Linked DNA regions of Homo sapiens: region 1 is linked to region 2. Evidence: chromatin loops called from intact Hi-C (ENCODE). Cell type or tissue: natural killer cell. All regions are shown on one strand. Region 1 overlaps INSR (insulin receptor). Region 2 overlaps FCER2 (Fc epsilon receptor II).

Region 1 (4,000 bases), 500 kb before region 2:
ATGTACCTGTAATTGATTTTACTATTACTTTTTTTTTTTTTTTTTGAAACCGAGTCTTGCTCTGTTGTCCAGGCTGAAGTACAGCGGTGCCATCTCCGCTCACTGTAAACTCTGTGTCCCAGGTTCAAGCAATTCTCCTGCCTCAGCCTCCTGAGTAGCTGGGATTACAGGCACCCACAACCATGCCTGGATAATTTTTGTATTTTTAGTAGAGACTGGGTTTCAGCATGTTGGCCAGTCTGGTCTTGAACTCCTGACCTCAAGTGATCTGCCCACCTTGGCCTCCCAAAGTGCTGGGATTATAGGCATGACCCACTACGCCTGGCCGATTTTACTATTTCTATTAGGAACTAGACTCAAGGAAATTAGAGTTAACTTACAGACAGATATGCTACAAATTATTTTCATCTCAGAGAAAAGATACTCTCAGCTGGGCATGGAGGCTCATGCCTGTAATCCCAGCACTTTGGGAGGCTGAGGCGGGAGGATTGCTTGAGCCCAGGCATTCGAGACCAGCCTGGGTAACAGAGTGAGATCCTATCTCTCCTTGCCGAAAAAAAAAAGAAAAAAATCATCCCCAAAGATTACAGTTTTATTGTCCTATGGGACATTAAGCAGCCTCACAGCTAACACTGCCTTCTTATTTCAGTGACTATACATGTTTTGGCTTTATAATCCTGCTGTTCCCTCACTAATGGGTTAAATAAACATGCTGACCTGTGTTCTTTGGTGGTTTTTTTTTTTTTTTTTTTTTGAGACAGAGTCTCACTCTGTTGTCCAGGCTGAAGTGCAATGGTGAGAACTCAGCTCACTGCAACCTCCGCCTCCCGGGTTCAAGCAATTCTCTGCCTCAGCCTCCTGAGTAGCTGGGATTACAGGCGCCCGTCATCACGCCCAGCTAATTTTTGTATTTTTAGTAGAGATGGGGTTTCACCACGTTGGCCAGGCTGGTCTTGAACTCCTGACCTCGGGATCCACCCATCTTGGCCTCCCAAAGTGCTGGGATTACAGGCGTGAGCCACCGCGCCCAACCAATTCTTTGAAGACTATCCTTCGAACACTATAAGCTCATTCCAGGTGTTTCCAACTCTGTAGGGAGATGTTGATCAAACTACAAAATTTCACTTAGGAGAAATAAGCTTTAGTTATGTATTGGACACAATGGTTGCTATAATAAGTAATAGTGCACTGGACATTTCAAAATTGCCAAAAATGTAGATATTTTTAACCATAAAACAATGATAAGTATGTGAGGTGATAGCTTTTAAATTGGCATGACTTAGTAATTCTACAATGTAAACAGATATCAAAACATCACATGGTACCCCATAAATATGTAACATATACAATTATTATTTGTCAATTTTAAAAAAATAGAGGCTGGGAACGGTGGCTCACGCCTGTAATCCCAGCACTTTGGGAGGCCGTGGCAGGTGGATCACCTGAGGTCAGGAGTTCGAGACCAGCCTGGCCGACATGGTGAAACCCCATCTCTACTAAAAATACAAAAATTATACAGGCGTGGTGGCAGGTGCCTGTAATCCCAGCTACTTGGGAGGCTGAGACAGCAGAATTGCTTGAACCCGGGAGGCGGGGGTTGCAGTGAGCCGAGATTGTGCCACTGCTGGAAGAGAGAGTGAGACTCTGTCTCAAAAAGAAAGAAAAGAAAAGAGAAAGAAAGAAAGAAAAAGAAAGAAAGAAAGAAAGAAAGGAGGGAGGGAGGGAGGGAAGGAGGGAAAGAAAAGAAAGAAAAGCCACTCGGGGTGGCCACTGCACCCCCTAGCTGAGTGGGAGTCCTCTAAACTGGTGCTGGACGTTTCCACATACTCTTGCTCCCCATACTGGTTCCTCTGAACTCGGATTGTTAGACAGAATGTGAAAAGCTCCACATGAAAATCACAAGCCTGCCAGGCGCAGTGGCTTGTGCATGTAATGGCACTTTGGGAGGCTAACACGGGAGGATCTCTTGAGTCCAGTAGTTCAAGACTAGCCTGGGCAAAATAGCCAGACCCCTGTCTCTACAAAAATAAAAAAATTAGCCAGGTGTGATGGTGCACACCCGTAAACCAATAGTCCCAGCTACTCGGGAGACTGAGGTGGGAGGATTGCTACAGCCCAGGGGTTTGAGGCTGCAGTGAGCTGTGACTGCACCACTGCACTCCAGCCTGGGCAATAAAGCAAGACCCTATCTTTAAAAAGAAGAGAGAGAGAAAAGAAAGAGAGAGTGAAAGAAGGAGGGAAGGAAGGAGGAAGGGAGAGAGAGAAAAGAAAGAGAAAGACAGAAAGAAGGAGGGAAGGAAGGAAGGAAGGAGAGAGATAAAAAGAAAGAAGGAGGGAAGGAAGGAGGGAGGGAGGGGAGAGAGAGAGAAAGAAAGAAGAGGGAGAAAGAAAGAGAAAGAAAGAGGCAGGAAGGGAGGGAGAAAGAAAGAAGGAAAGAAAGAGAGAAAGAAGAAAGAATACAGAAAGAGAAAAAAGAAAAGAAAGAGGGAGAAAGAAGAAAGATAAGAGAGAGAGAAAGAGAAAGAAAAAGAAAGACAGAGAAAGAAAAGAAAAAAGAAAGAAAAAGAAAGAAAGGAGAAAGAAAAGAAAGAGAAAGAAGGAAGGGAGGGAGGGAAGAAAAGAAAAGAAAAGAAAAGAAAAGAAAAGAAAAGAAAAGAAAAGAAAAGAAAAGAAAAAAATCACAGGCAGCCCAGGCTGGGGAAAGGGCATGACACAGATGAACTAGCCACAAAACAGCAGCTTCTTCTGGTGAGAGAGACCGCAAAGTGAAGACATTATGAAAGCCACGTGTCATGCAAGATGAGAAACAGCCCCAGTGGAGGACGGGGTTGACTTTCCTCTCCCTGTGCCCCTGACCTGATCCCCCTCATTGACACGTAATGAGCCCAAGTGTCCGTTCCTGCCCAAATTCTGGTTTGGGGTAGGGACAGTCAGCAGCCCAGGCTATGTCTGCCAGACAAGATGGCAGACTTGCAGGAAAATGCCAAACCGTCCGGGGGCTGTCACTCCCTCACACCTGCACACAAGTGCTGCTGTGTATGTAGGGAACATCTACCCAGACCTCCCCTCTCCAAAAATGCAAGTTCTGTGTCCATCCGCTGTCTCCCCTTCAAAGCCACATTGAGCTGCTGGTCCCAATTTTCCCCCAGTTCTCCCTAAACCTCCCAAAAGCTCCTGGGTGAGCACACAGAAGCAACTATCATCTTCCTGAAACTTTCAGCTGCGGTGGCTTTTTCACTATACACTGCTGAGAAGATCAGGGACTAAAATCTAACTAAGTTGACGGAGGAGAAAGGAGACCGCTGTGTCAGAGTCCTCTGGTGGACCCTCCCCAAGAAAGACAATGTCCCCACTAAAGGACCCCTTCCCTAGACAGAGGGAGTCACAGAAACACCAATTTGCTTCAGGGAGGCAGTTCAAAGCAAAGGAACGAATCTTGCACCAAGAGGCAAGTGCAATTTGATGCAGTATTTCTTTTTTTTCTTTTTTTTTTTTTCCCCAGATGGAGTCTCACTCTTGTCCCTCAGGCTGGAGTGCAGTGGCACGATCTCAGCTCACTGCAACCTCCGCCTCCCGGGTTCAAGAGATTCTTCTGCTCATGCCTGTAATCCCAGCAGGCTAAGGAGGCTAAGCCTGGGAGGCTAAGGTGAGCGGATCACGAGGTCAGGAGAGCCAAACCATCCTGACCAACATGGTGAGACTCCGTCTCCACGAAAAATATAAAAATTAGCTGAGCATGGTGTCGCGCACCTGTAGTCTCAGCTACATGGGAGGCTGAGGCAGGAAAATCACCTGAACCTGGGGAGCGGAAGTTGCAGTGAGCTGAGATCACGCTACTGCACTCCAGCCTGGCGACAGAGTGAGACTCCATCTCATAAAAAAACAAACAAAAAAATTAGGGGCAGGAGGGGGGAGGACACATGGGACATATGTCCCTCTGAAAGGGACACAAAAAAGTGCCCTATTTTATTTTTATTTTTTACTATGTATGTGTACTATC
Region 2 (4,000 bases):
GGTGGAGGAGAGGCTCGGGGGTGGGGCCAATGGAAGTGCCTTGGGCACCCTGGGCAGACTAGGTGGCAGCACCCCTCCTAGGGCCACTCCTGGGGTCCCGGCTAAAAGCAGACCCACCCCAGGGCCTAACAGACAGCCTCACGGGCTGTGTTCTCTGCTGGAGCTATGATGCTGACCAGATCCATAGTAGAAGCACCTCAGCCACCATGGCCACAAACACCTTCATGGTTAGCAGAGCACGGTGTCGACCATCAACACCTCAACTACCATCAGCATCTCCACAAACACCTCATGGCCAGAAGCACCACAAGCACCAACACTGCCACCACACATTCATGTCCAATATGGTCAACACCATGACCACAAACACACTCATGTCCAACAACACTTCAACCACCATCACCACAGACACCTCACGGCTAGAGGTCCCTCAACCACCAGCACCATGACCACAAATGCATTCACGTCCAACAACGCTTCAACCACCATTATCACCACAGACACCTCACAGCTAGAGGCCCCTCAACCATCAACACCATGACCACAAACACACTCATGTCCAATAATATTTCAACCATCGTCATAACCACAGACACCCCACAGGTAGAAGCCCCTCAACCGTCAACACCATGACCAGAAATGCATTCATGTCCAACAACACTTCAACCACCAGCATCATCGCTACAAGCACCACCATGGCCAGAAGCACTTCAGTTGTCATTATAATCACCTTAAATCCACCACGGCTTGGGAACTCTTCAGTCACCAAAGCCATGACCACATCACCGGCTCCACAGCCAGCAGCACCTCAGCCACAAATCCCATCATCACAAATGCTTCACAGCGAGCAGAGCATCAATCACCAACACCATCGCCATCGACAGCTCATAGAAGTGCCTCAATAGCCACCAACATCACCATAAATCCATCCATGGCTAGCAACACTTCAATCACCAACATTATCACCCACATCACCAGTTCCACAGCCAGCAGCACCTCAGCCACAAGCACCATCACCAACAGCACTTTCACCACCCTCATCACCTCAAACACCTCATGCCAGCAGCACTTCAACCACCAACACCAGCACCACAAATACCTCATGGCCAAAAATGCCACCAACACCATCATCACAAATGCCTTACAGGCAGCTGAATATCAGTCACCAACATCATCTCCACAAACAACTCCTCAACCACCATTACATCATCATAAATACACCCATGGCCAGCAACACCTCAGTCACCAACACCATGACTACATTGCCAGTTCCACAGCCAGCAACACTGCAACTGCAAACACTGTCACCACAAACACCTCCCAACTAGAAGCACCTCAACCACCAGCACTATCACCACAAATACATTCATGTCCAACAACACATCAACTACCAACACCATTGTCACACATTCACATTCACGTCCATCAACACATCAACCACCAACACCATCAGCACGAATACATTCACGTCCAACAACACATCAACTACCAACACCATCACCACGAGCACATTCATGTCCAACAACACATCAACTACCAACACCATTGTCATGAACACATTCACGTCCATCAACACATCAACCACCAACACCATCAGCACGAATACATTCACGTCCAACAACACATCAACTACCAACACCATCACCACGAGCACATTCATGTCCAACAACAAATCAACTACCAACACCACTGTCATGAACACATTCACGTCCATCAACACATCAACCACCAACACCATCAGCACGAATACATTCACGTCCAACAACACATCAACTACCAACACCATCACCACGAGCACATTCATGCCCAACAACACATCAACCACCAACACCTTTGCCACAAACACATTCATGTCTAACAACACATCAATTACCAACACCAGCGCCACGAACACATTCACGTCCATCAACACATCAACCACCAACACCATCAGCACGAGCACATTCACATCCAATAACACATCAACTACCAACACCAGCACCATGAACACATTCATGCCCAACAACACGTAAACCCCTAACACTGTCACCACAAACACCTTACAGCCAGCAGAACGCCAGTCACTAACACCATCGCCATCAGCACTTCGTGGTTAGCAACACCTCAGCTGACGCCAATGTCACCACAAACACCTCATGGCCAGAAGCAGCTCAACCACCAACACCGTTATTATAAATACATTCTTGACCATCAATGCTTCAACTGCTGACACCATTACCATAAATACATCCATGGCCAGCAATACTTCAATCACCAACACCATGACCAGCAGCACGTCAGCGGCCATCACTGTCACCACAAACACCTTCATATCCAATAACACTTCAACCACCATCATCACCACAAACACCTCATAGCCAACAGTGCCTCAGCCACCAACCCCATCATGACAAACACCTCATGGCCAGCAGCACTTCAACCACCAACAAACCCCTCCAAGGTCAGCAACACCTTCATCACCGACATCATTAACAGAGGTACCCACCACCAGCAGCAGCTTATCTCCACCACCCACACCACAGCCAACACCATCTTTACCAACCACACCAGCCGTGTCTTCATCACTGGCACCGACAGCAAAACCAGTGCTGTGGCCAGGTCCACCAGCGATTACTTTCCCCAAGCACCATCCCTACCAACAGCCCTGGTCATCATCACTGGCAGAACCCGCCAAACCAGCACTCCTAGCCAATGTCTGGGAAATTGTGATGATTTTCTTCCAGTGGGAGGCTTTGGTCAGGAGAGCCAATGGGATTGCAAGACTAGGTCCCACAATCCCTCAATATGGTCTCTTTCTCCCCTTCCCCCCACCGCAGTGAAACTCCCAGACATTGTTGCTATCGCCTCCCAGGTGGAAGGTTAAACCCACTCTTACTGGATCAAATCTTTCTTGCTTCAAAATAGATTTTCAGCAGTGGTGTGCACCTGTAATCCCAGCTACTTGGGAGGCTGAGGCAGGAGGATCGCTTGAGCCCAGGAGTTTGAGACCAGCCTGGGCAACATAGCAAAAACCCGCTTTAAGTAAGTAGGTTTTCCTATAGTGATATGCAGGGAAGGTTCCACTACACGTGGTCAGATGTTTTTTGTTTTGTTTTGTTTTGTTTTGAGACAGAGTCTTGCTCTGTCTCCCAGGCCAGAGTACAGTGGCGCTATCTCGGCTCACTGCAACCTGCACCTCCCGGGTTCAAGCAATTCTCCTGCCTTAGCCTCCCAAGTAGCTGGGATTACAGGCGTGCACCACCATGCCCAGCTAATTTTTATATTTTTAGTAGAGACGGGGTTTCACCATGTTGGTCAGGCTGGTCTCGATCTCCTGACCTCATGTGATCCACCTGCCTCGGCCTCCCAAAGTGCTGGGATTACAGGCATGAGCCACCATGCCCAGCCACAGATTTTTTTTTTTTTTTTTTTAAAGAGGCAGGGTCTCATCATCTTGCCCAGGCCAGTCTCGAACTCCTGGGCTCAAGTGATCCTCCTGCCTCGGCCTCCCAAAATGCTGGGATTACAGGCGTGAGCCACCACGCCCACCCTCACATGGTCAGATTTTTCTAAGGAGCTTAGGGTCTGCAGTAGCTTGAGATGAGTGTGCTTCTCACCCATGAAATGGTAACCAGTACTCAGCCCTCTGGAGGTGCAGCGTTAAAACAGGAAGAGGTGGCCAGGTGCAGTGGCTCATACTTGTAATCCTAGCGATTTGGGAGGCCAAGATGAGAGGATCACTTGACCCCAGGAGTTTGAGGCCGTAGTGAGCCATGATTGTGCCACTGCACTCCAGCCTTGGTGACAGAACCAGGCCCTGTCTCTGAACAACAAAAACAACAACGACAAAAACCCAAACCCCAAAACCAGGAAGAGGACATTTCTGAGCCCTCAAAGAAAACTTCAGGGGAAGGTGTCTTGGTTGTTTGTTACATAGTCACCCAGAGACAACCTCAGAGCCAGGCTCAGATCCCAGGCTGTGGGGCTGGATTTCGGGGAGACTTCAGGGACTGGGGAAGAA

The links. A loop is a pair of places that touch in the nucleus more often than their neighbours do. Peaks named below come from ENCODE experiments on the same cell type or tissue, not always from the same donor. Only the 100,000 strongest peaks of a DNase experiment are listed, where the experiment ranks them.
Region 1: a loop joins it to region 2, with 9 times the contacts of the local background. A loop is called at or near these places in 1 of 110 quality-filtered maps.

What each region holds. Positions count from the first base shown.
Region 1 is chr19:7,189,637-7,193,636 of GRCh38, forward strand. The region is part of intron 2 of INSR (insulin receptor); the gene reads right to left. Among named protein-coding and RNA genes, the nearest start is that of INSR, 100 kb to the right of the region's middle. RefSeq lists enhancers at 2,747-2,836, 2,887-2,976. In natural killer cell, a CTCF peak has its summit at 2,476; a DNase peak (open chromatin) is centred at 2,755.
Region 2 is chr19:7,690,562-7,694,561 of GRCh38, forward strand. All of the region lies in intron 8 of FCER2 (Fc epsilon receptor II), which reads right to left. Among named protein-coding and RNA genes, the nearest start is that of FCER2, 9.6 kb to the right of the region's middle. RefSeq lists enhancers at 357-416, 807-856. In natural killer cell, no CTCF peak of the experiment used is centred here; DNase peaks (open chromatin) are centred at 430, 1,120, 1,615 and 1,930; H3K27ac peaks cover 3,067 bases.